Regions from separate parts of the Mus musculus genome. Here region 2 is linked to region 1. Evidence: chromatin loops called from intact Hi-C (ENCODE). Cell type or tissue: gastrocnemius. All regions are shown on one strand. Links, peaks and the distances in the headings refer to the core of each region. The heading gives the core; the rest is flanking DNA. Region 1 has its middle 44 kb from the start of Ttc34. Region 2 overlaps Prdm16 (PR domain containing 16).

Region 1 (5,369 bases), core at 309-5,308:
AATTTAACTTTCAAACACTGGCAGAGTCAGTGGGGTTCTCCAGGGAACAGTGGAGGAAGCTCGAGAGCCTCGGGCCTCTCCAGGCAAACCTTCTATAGTAGATCACAGACGAGAAGGCTAGCACTCTCAATTCTCATAGACCTCTCTGGTGGGACCACCTCTGTTCCTGCCCTCAGACTGACAGGTCTTATTAAGGCTCTCATGAGTCTTTGATAACATTGACTGGGTCGTCTCCCACCTGTGTGGAAGGGATGGCATCTGGCCATGCACAAACGCCCTGGGATCCAGAGTGAGAGGCTGTGTTTTCCCCTCATCCACTGTCCTGAGCATCAGTCAGGGGCACTGCTGGAGGCAGAGGAAGAAAGTCCTGGCACCTCCCCTGGGCACAATGGGAGGGGCTCCCAAGGGCTGAACTATGGGGAAGGCATGTGGTCACCATGGCCTCCCACACTTTCACAGTCCTGTCCTTTCATTTTTCTTTTCTTTTTGTTTGTTTTTCAAGACAGGGTTTCTCTGTGTAGTCCTGGCTGTCCTGGAACTCACTCTGTAGACCAGGCTGGCCTCAAACTCAGAAATCTGCCTGCCTTTGCCTCCCAAGTGCTGGGATTAAAGGCATGTGCCACTACTGCTCAGCGGTCCTGTCCTTTCTTGAGTTAGACCTTCGAAGGTGCTTGTGCCTAGGCAGAAAGCCACTCACTAGACGTTCACGCTCTGAACACACCCTGGACCCACACTGTCAGCCCAGCAGAGTGCTGTGGCTTCTATCTGGGAATGCTCCTAGTATTGGTCAGATACCATGGGCTCCTCTCTGGGCCCTGGGAAGTAGCTGAGTTCGTAGAAGGTACCAGTGGGATTTCTTGCAGATCAGCGTAGTGAGAGAGGGAGCCACAGCCCCTCCCTCCCCCAAGGCTTTGATAGTTAGCCCTCAGCCCAGGTATGTCCACCCTGGACTGGCTTTAGAGTATGGGTAAGGAGGTACAGCTGCTATCTGAAGATGAGTGGGATGAGGGAGGGATGGATGGGGACAGTGATAGGAAGAAATAAGTACAGACGTGGAGGTGCTGCTGATGGGGATGCTGATGGTGATGATGAAGGTGGAGGTGATGATGATAGCAGCCTTGAGGCCTTGCTCCAGAGTGGCACCTCCCCAGGGCTCTCCCCACAGTTCTTGTTGGGGTTAAGCATCCCAGGAAAGTTAGCTAACGCAGAGAGCTGAAAATGGCATAAATAGGCAATCAACCAGGGTGTCTGGCCATCCCACCCGCCCCGGTCCTGGTGACAGACAGGCTACCTGGTGCCATGTAGGACCGTCCTGACTCTGACAGCCACAGACATTCACAAGTATGAGCTTGGAGGGACTTGAGCCTTCTGTCACAGGCACTCTGGTCTGGAAGATGAGACTCAGCCCCATCTTCCACCCAGCGATGGAGCGGGATGCAAGTAGCGAGTGAACCTGTGGGACCGTGGCAGAGAGCTTTCTCACCATGTTCCACCGCGGTAACTCGGCACAGTGAGGGGCTTAGGAGGCCCTGTCAACCCTGCCCTGCAGCAGAGAAGTCTGATGCTGTTCATGGGGTTACCAGAGTCACCTAGGGCCCGGTCTCTGACCTTGGGGCCTCCAGGGCAGCATGCATACCCTGTCATCCAAGGCTGATGCTCAGGACCATGGAGGCCCACGGATTAGCTCTGAAGTCTGGCGCCCCATGGTGTCCTCACCCCTTCCTATGCCGGGAAGAGCCGGAGCCCTGTTTATTTAGACTTTTCCTAAAGCTGACAGCTTGAATCAGGCTAATTCACCTGAAGTATACCAACCGTCCTTATATTTATTTTAGGATACTCCACCGGTGTAACCTAACCCTGCCCTCCCCCGCCTTGTTTACACGGCTTAGGACCATGCATCTGTCTCCTATCCCTTGCAGCCCACTGCCCCACATTCCAAGGACAAGGGCAGGGAAGTTTGCACATGGGGTGGGGGTGGGGGTGGGGGCCAGCTGGTGTCGGACTGCACAAACTCCTTTAGTGTTGGCACAGGGGCCTGTGGCCTTCCGCACGGGAGGTGTGGGGCTTGTGCCTTGGGATGGTCTCAAGGTGAGCAGAGCTGGTGGCAGTGACTTGCACAGAGGGCCTTGCCTCTCCTGGGTGAGGATGGGGAGGAAGGACAGGCAGGCCCCAAAGGGATGCTGGAGCTTCATAAGGCCACGCTGTTGGTCACTGGGCATTCTGATGCTACAGGAAGGAAATGGCCACTCAGAGCAACCTGCTGACAGCAGCATCGGATGGAGCTGGATACTCGTCCAGCCCAGGCCACTCTAGAATGATGTTCCCAGGCGTGGGGGCTGAGCTGAGGGAGACCCAGAGCCTAGCAGAGGCTAGGCCTCTGTTCTGGTAGCTGAATCAGAAAGCCACAGAGGTGAGGACCCCTCCTTGAGGGGTTTTTTGCGGTTGTTATCAACAGAAAATAAAGAAGAAACAACTTCCAGGTCAGGAACATTGTTTGCTGACCTTGGTCAGTCATGGCTTGGGTACCAGTTGTCCATTAAAAGGCCATCATAGGCCACATAGGCTGTGTAGACACCAGTTTATAGATCAAAATTCTACATCTCTCTCTGAGGGCTGCGTATGCGAGGTTCTCTGGACCCTGAAAGGCAACTGCCGAGAACCCTCAAGCTTTGAGCTCACCTTCTGTCTGAGAAGTGGCCGTGACCAAGAGCAAAAGCAGAATGGACAGACATCTTTTAGAGAGCAGTTGAGGGGAAAGATGTCATAGCAAACGTGGTATGCGTGGGCCCTGGCCCTGGCAGAAGTGGCCCACGGGCAATCAGGAAGAGCTTCATGGAGAAGGTCACATTTGAAACCGAGCAAGAACTGTTTAGGACTAGCAGGCGTTCCCAGAAGAGGGATCTAAAGTAGACTGGCCTTGATTTGAAGTTGTAGCAGCCAGAGTATATTGCGAGGAGGAAGGCAGAGAGAAGTCAGGCCAACAGATATGGCAGATCCGGATCTCTGGGGCATGCTCCATCCAGACTCGGGACAAAGGCCCAGAAGCCCATGGTCCTTGGGAGGTGAGATGGTGGGTGGTTTAAAAAGAGCTCTCAAGTGGGTCTGAAGCACTCTTGGGGTGCTTTCTCTTACTCTGCTGCCAAAACCAGGAACCTCAGCCAGTGTAGCCATTCTGTTGCCACAGCTCTTCTTGCTGAGGGAGTGCCAGGTTCAGGCTGTCTCCAGCTCTCTGTGGCTCCTTTGCGGCTGCTCACAGGTCCTAGGAGATGGTGGGGACATTTGGGAGAAGGGCTTCAGACATGATCCTCTGTAACCATGGTAGGTTGGTGGCTTTATATGGCCCTACCTTCAGAGCAACTCTGAAGGGAACGATTGGTTATGTACGTGGGGAGGCGGGACTTCACCAAGGCTCTGCCTTTGGTAGAAGGAAGGACAGACTCCCCCAGGAACGGGGTCATTGAGAAGAGAGAGCAGGTTTGTCTAGGCCAGGATGAGCAAGACAGATCCAGGGGCAGTGGGAGGGGTGGGCTAGGCCCCCGATGGACTCTGGCCTGCCTCTCTGTGTAGCACTTGCTTTTCTATGCGCGTGCGCGCTCCCCTGGGCAGGGGCCACGCTGTACTGTGCCATACATCTCTGTCAAAACCCCTATGAATAAATTAACCTTTCTAAAGATTAGCACACTCTAATACCTCAGGGTTTTTAAACAGAACAAATGCTAAAAATATTTTGACAGAGCTCACAGAGTTTGCAGGCTGGCTCATCAACAAAGGCAGGGCCCAGTGTCCCTTAAAGGGCCAGTGGCCTACTGGCTGCACTTGTGAGCGCGGTTGCCACTTACAGAGGTTAGCTCCATCCCTGGACACTGAATGGAGACATAACCCTTTGAGAGGAATGGTGTCTGCCCTGTGGAGTAGGAGCCCGGAAGGGAACAAGGACATGGCCATGGCGGGGTCTCTATGGTGGCTCTGTTTCTCCATATGGATGTCCTTAGCCAGGCCACTGCAGTCCTTGCTAATAAAGCCCTTGACTCTCGGGGTTAGGTGCGGCTTGCAACACAGGTCTTCACCCCATGCCAGCTGCAGGAGACAACTCAGGCTAGTTCCAGGTTCAGGGTGTGGGCTTCTCTCTGGAAGGCAAAGAGAAGCCCGTGTCTCAGGCAGGATCTTCTTCACAAGGGCTGAGAGGAGGGAAACTGGAATTCAGCATCCACAGGGATGCTGTGAGTCTGGGCTGAGGGCATCTTGTGACCTGATCTGTAGGCCACGGTATCTCCAGGCACTGGGAGAGGGGCCTCGGGGGACACTCTGGGGAGCAGCTGGATGCAGGAGAGAAGCTAGCTTCCTGCCCTGAGCTGAAAGGGACCATTGAGGGCTGTGGAGGAGGTGACAGCATAGTCAGACCAGAAGGCACCAGGAGCAGAGGTAGCACAGCTGGTGGGGGCTACAAATGTTCCACGCGAAGCCTTGCTTCGGCATTCGGGGTCTGGAGGAGGTACTCAGACTCTTCCTTATACCAGATACTCTGCTCTATGAAGCTCCTCTTGGCTTACACTGGCCTCAGCATTCAGAGTCAGGCTGACACTGAGCATCTACCTAGGATGGAAGGAAGGCTAGGTATATGTGGGTTCTGGAACCTGGCTCCCTCCTCTGGCCCCAAACCTACCTACACTCCTGGGAGATGGGGTGACAGTGTGCAGGGGTCCTGTGTTCCTGGGGTACCTATGGTACCTCTTTCTACTGTTCAGTTGGGCTAAGGAGGGACCTGTCATTTGACCTGGTAACCAAAAACCTCTTTTCTCGGTAGCGGGCAGATGTCCTTCTAGCACACCTTAGACCCTGTCCCAGACCAGCGTAGGTAGCAGAACTTCAGAAGGTCAACGGTTTCACTGCTGCCTGCAGGAAAGCCCATGAAGCCAGACAAAATAGAGCCTAGCACCTGCCCTTGGGGGCCCCGGGTACAAATGACATCTACGGAATTGATGTTGTATAAGAAAACCAATGCTTAGGTCAGGGCCACCCTGCTGGCACTGTCAGGGCTGAGTTCAAATGCATGTGCCTAACCCTGGTCTGGCTTCCCCTCCTTGGGCTGGAGAGATAAACTCAAGACTACGAGTTTAGAGAACATTCTGATGGTGTCCGCTGGCTGAGCCCTGGTCCAGCCTTTCTGCCATGGATGGCTTTAGATGCAGCCTAGTGACTCAAGGCTGTGTCCCACCTGCCCGGGGGAAAGCCCAGCTCTGAAGCCTCTTTGGAACATTGCTCCTCCATTACATCTTTCTTGGTCTGTGTTTCCTTCTGGAACTACTTTCTACCTGTTGAACATTCTGAGGCACAAAGGGCTGCTAGAACATTCTAAGTGCTCATTGGGC
Region 2 (5,369 bases), core at 370-5,369, 340 kb after region 1:
CTCCAGCTCATTTAGCTTCTGCCCGGAGCATTTCATTCTGGGCCCGTGCTTACCACCACCCACATCACCAGCGGCCCTTAAAAACTGTCCGCTCTCCCAGTTTTGGCGACAAGTTCACTGGTGATACTTCTCTGGAAGACATCTAAAAATCTCTGCTGATATGGTAGGAAAGATCAGACTGGGTAATGGAACCCTTACCAGACATAGAACATCCAGACATTGCCTTTCCACACTGCAAGTCGACCCCTCTCCCCGCTGCATCTCCATGCCTGGTATTTCCTGCTGGTCAGTGTTGGAAAAGAACTCAGCCAGCAACCTGTGTCTGGCAAGTTTACAGCATGTTTTCTGTCTGTCACCATCAGCCTACTTCCTTAGGGGCTGGGCTGGGTTGGATCTAGCTTTCCTGTGCATTACTTTTGCAAAGAAAGTAGGCGTGGAAATAGCTGCTAGTGTCCTACAGAACAACTCATTCCAGTTTGGGAGTACAGTGAGAGTCCAATAAAAGAAAGACCAATTTACTCCCAAATCATAATTGTGGTTTTGTCCTTTGTGAAACAAACAGAAACATTTAAATACATTTTTTCCCTCATTGACATTCAAAGCTAAGATGCAGTTCAAGATAGACACATGGCACTCTGCAAGGTATATACTCGTGCCCATGGGTATCAGCAGACTCGTAGCTGCCCTGATCATGCATGATGCATGTGTGTGTAGCAGATGGCAGGGGCTGTGGGTATCTCTCAGAAAGTGTGAGGGTTTCTGTCAGAATAACCTGATACAAGGGGTTCTGGGAAGGGACAGCTTCCTCTTGCTTTGCACATGGAAAGTGAGGGACACACACACACACACACACACACACACACACACACACACAAACATACTATGAGCATGCAGCCCTATGTGAGTGAGAACACCTCTTTCAGGGAATCCAGGTTTAGGGTCCAGAGGCCAAGGAGGCTGTTTAAGTGAAGCCCACCATCCCAGAATAGCCACGCTCAGACTGCAGGTCTTAGGACTTCCCTCATTCCTGTTTGTTGAGTGACTAGTGGAGCTGGCTTCTCATCCCAGTTCAGACCCATGGTTGAAGCTTCAAGATTTAGCCATAGTTGCCATCTAAAACCTTCTCCAAGGTCTGATAATAACTGTTTAATTTTAAAAACAGGATACTTAATAAAGAGAATCTTGAGGGGGCTGGCTCCTGGGTTAAGTAGGAAGCATGCTTCATTGATGAGCAATGATTATCATGACTGACAGTTTCATTGATGAGCTACAATCAGTCATTGATGAGTTATATCAGCTTGATGGGCTCTGTTCAAGGCTGCAGAAGAGCTGTAATAAAATGTTACACAGCTATGATTGGGCTGATAAGCTATGCTTTTAGAAAATAGAAATCAGAGATGGGGGCAGGAGTGGTGGTGGTAACTGCGGGGACAGAAGCTTTCAGACTTGCCAGGCCAACCAGATTAAACATGTGATCCGAGTTGAGCTCCCGCTAAGTATCCTGACATAATCTGTGACCATCGTAACATATCTGTCTTAGGGCCAGTGTCTCAGTCTCAATCCAGTGACCCATGCCAGATCCTCAGTCTGTGCTTTTCAAATGGGTACATGAGCTGAGGAAACGGGTGGGGCTGGGTACACTAGAAAGGTGACCCTGGGGCACAGAGTTGTCAGAGGGTCCCAAGGACTCCTCTGAAGGTAGAACGGGGCAGCATGGGGCTTATACAACCAGTGTCCTATGTAACAAGGCTATGTGCAGTGTTCACATGTGTGCTTAGCCTGTCCAGCCCCTGTGTGCGTGGAGTGGGAGCCATCCTTGCCTCTTCCAAGGAAGCCCTTTAGATTTGCAAATTAAAAGCATCTGGTTTCCAAGTTGGCCCCATTCTCTTACCTATAAACAGGCTGAGCCATGAGTTCTCAGAATGTTCTAGAAGAGGAATGTGCTTGGGGCTGGGGTAGCCAAACATTAGCATGCAGACATTTCCATGGAGAGGCCAGAAAGTGCCAGGCACTGGCTGGCACCCGCCCTGGAAACGCAGGCCGACTCTGCCAGCTGGGCAGCGCTGGCCATCAGCGTGCAGGGCAGAGAAGGGGGCTCCCTGCCTACCCCCAGGTCCTCAGCTCAGAGACGTTCGTTGACTACAACCCAGGACACGCTATAGCTGACTGCCTAGCCTTGTATACCTGTGTGCCACCTGCACCTCCAGAGCTCTGTGTTTTCGCCTGTCCAATCTTCTGATCTCTCCCTGCTCAAGGCATAGATGTCAGAGTTGAACACTCACTTCTCACAGTACAACCAAACAGGAAGGTAGCTTCCCGGAAACCAGGGAAGGGCTCTTGTAGCCCTGGCCCTTGAGATCTTGGCCTGAAAACATTTGCTTCATGAGCTAATTGCCCAGATCCTAGGACAAGTAGTCGCTCAGCCACTGGGCTGAATATTATTTTCATGGCTGCTCTGTGACCCTTGGTGACCCTGGAACTGCTTGCTCCTTTCAGAGAGTCATGTTTTATCACCTGAGGCACGGAATCTCAAGAGCAGGCCTCAGGCTTGGGTAGTACCTAGCATGTAGTTGATCAGCTACACTGAGAGACCCACTCCTGGGGTCCATCTGAAAAAGAATCCAGGTTTCTTAAAGACTCGGGTGAGAACTGCAGTCAAGTCCCTCTCTGCTCACTCTCTTTGTCCCCGAGTCACCATCCTTCAGTGACCATGGCCTGAGCTTTAGAAGGTCCCCTTATGACAGCCTCAGCAGAGGAGAAACACGTGCTTATAAGCAGGTGGGTTAGGTTCTGTTCCTCTCTGCACAGGTGGCCTCGTCCTAGTCACTGTCCCTCCCTCTCAGAACTCACTGCCCATTGGAGGTCTTCTCCAAAGTCAGGCTGTGGTAAAGGTTGAGACAGGAGAGAAAGCAGGAGTAAACCTGCCTGCCTTTCTCACCATCTCCTCCAGAGGCCTCCACACAGGCACAGCAAGGCCTGACAGTGGAGGGAGCAACTCAGATTTGCTGAGGGGAGAGAGACACTCGGCGATAGCATTGAGGGCTGAGTCTAAGGGAGACAGGTGTCCCTAGGACCTGGCCAGTGGTTACTGCCTGGAATATTCACCAGTGTCTGGTGGCACCTGGAGAGGGCTAAGGAGCCAGTCAGTTTCCTTCACTAGGCCTGTTCCTGGCCAGGGCCTATGGCCCACCTTGCTTTGAAGCTGGGGTACAGGCGCCCTCTATTGCCCAAGCTGGGACAACTTCTCAAACCAAGATGAAATGCCACAGTTCTCCTAGAGGTGATCTGCCTTTGGGAACCTTTAAAATAAAGACTGATAATGTTTTAGTTCCTCCCTGACTCCTTGTGTAAGCAAGCCACTTGTGTGGTCACGGAGACATGAGCACTTTCAGAGTGTCTGTGTGGTAAGGAGACAACCTGGTATTCACCTGATAGGCCAATGTTCACCAGGGAAAAACGTGGCTAGCATGCTAGATACCTGCTAGAAAAGACAGGGCCAGGCTGAACTGCTCTAGAGGCCTCTACTTAGCAATGCTATTTAAACCTTCCAGGGGGGCTGGGGACTCCTCTAAGCTCCTCTTTTGGGATATAACAGCAGGGTCCTTCCCTGAACCCAAGGGTAGCCATACAGGGAAGGGGACAGCTGTGTAGCACCAAGGGGACCAGGGGCTTCAGAGATATAGCAAACAGCCGTGTGCCGGTCAGTTTCCACTGTGCTCCCACCCAAAAGCCACAGCATGTTACTAGACCCTTGGAGGGAGGGAGGGAGGGCAGGCCAGAACCCCCAGACTTGGGACCTGCAAATAGCTGCTCAGCACCCCTAAAAGAAGGTTTACACCTGATGCTGGGGTGCACTGGGAGTGCTTTGTATCCAAGATGGCATCTCTGCCTCAGTGGGCACGTGGTGTCTCATTGTCAGAGCCCAGAAGTACAGCCGGCCAGGATAGAGAGGTTGGGGGTGCTAGCAGAGCTTGGGCAGCAGAAAATGGCTCCTCTCCAGGGTTAATATTAACTTACATCTTTAAAAGCCTAAAATGTCAGTGTCCTGCCTGGGACCAAACATGGACACACACACACACACACACACACACACACACACACACACACAAACACAGAGTGCGAGAGAGCATGCCAGCCCCCGGCAGTTTATCCCTGACTCACTGCAGCACAGCCATGCCCTGGGGCTCCAGTCTGGAGTTTCTGACCCAGCAAGCAGGTGCCTATACTATCTTACTACTTACTTCTCACCCAGAAGACAAATGCTCGACTGGTGCTGGGCCCTGAGGGCACTGTAGGAAGTGTGGCTGGCCTGGGAAGGCTTCTCGCAGCACAAAGGTCCTGAGAGGCAAGAGTTCTGAAACCTCTCGGAGGCCTTCCATCAGCTGGACTTCACGGGACTGACAGGTGGGGCAGGCTGGGGCTGGGCAAGTGCAGAGCCTGCGAACTACCCTGGCACTACCCATGTCAACAAACCTGTGGGGATCCCAGACCAAACTCCGGGAAGGCAGTTGGGGGAAGGAGACACTTTCCGTTTCTGAGAAGGTCCAAAGGTAGGAGACCTGTTCTGCCTTCGTGGTTCTGTCTCGGTGTCCAGAACCTCGTTTTAAAATTGTGTGGTTCCCTGAAACCTCTTGGCACATCAGGTAGAGGCCAGAAGCTGAGAAAATAGTACTTCACACACCCCAAACTGTGGGTTTATGACAGACCTGGAAACATTTCAGAGGAATGTGTGAATGATGTCACCAAATACAATTTTATGAGTCCTGAGGACAGAAGCCACTGTGGTCCTATGGGGCACCTCACCCAGCCTCCCAGAGTGCTTGTGGAGGACCTGTGATGGCCCTGGGGCATTGTCCCAGCTGTGTTTCCCTGCCCCTTGTGTCCTTTGGGAATGTGCACCGCAGAGAAAGTTCCTCGCTCTCCCATGGAGGGGTTCCAGAGAGACCAACCCTAGAGAACTGCAGGCTTGATGTACTCTGTGGATGGATTGGCAACCTTATCCTCGCCCAGGGAGTGGTCCATAAATACTGGTAGCTGGGTCTCTTAAAAGGAAGACTTTCTTATAGGTCTCCCAAGAAAGCAAAAGGGGGGTGTAAAGCATAATATGTAGGGGTTTGCTGCCCAGAGTCAGAGGAAGATGGCAGACTGGGGTCTGGAGACACAGGGGACTATGGGATGGGGTGGGGTGGGGTCTAATCTACAGCAACTGAGGGAAGCTTCCAGCTCAGTGTACTGGGTATCATGTGTCACACTGGTCCCTTCCCTTGCAGTAACTGATGTGCTCCTGGCTTGAGATGAGCTTTGGGAGTGGTGTGAGGTGGGTGGTCCTTAGTTCTAAGCCCTCTGCTTTGAGGGCCAGGGCAGAGGGC

Evidence for each region. Peaks named below come from ENCODE experiments on the same cell type or tissue, not always from the same donor. Only the 100,000 strongest peaks of a DNase experiment are listed, where the experiment ranks them.
Region 2: a loop joins it to region 1, with 4 times the contacts of the local background. A loop is called at or near these places in 3 of 42 quality-filtered maps.

Annotation. Positions count from the first base shown.
Region 1 is chr4:154,790,327-154,795,695 of GRCm38, reverse strand. No RefSeq gene overlaps it. Among named protein-coding and RNA genes, the nearest start is that of Ttc34, 44 kb to the left of the region's middle. In gastrocnemius, for the core only: no CTCF peak of the experiment used is centred there; no DNase peak of the experiment used is centred there.
Region 2 is chr4:154,447,264-154,452,632 of GRCm38, reverse strand. All of the region lies in intron 3 of Prdm16 (PR domain containing 16), which reads left to right. Among named protein-coding and RNA genes, the nearest start is that of Gm52688, 57 kb to the left of the region's middle. In gastrocnemius, for the core only: a CTCF peak has its summit at 3,206 (motif pointing left); DNase peaks (open chromatin) are centred at 2,035 and 3,182.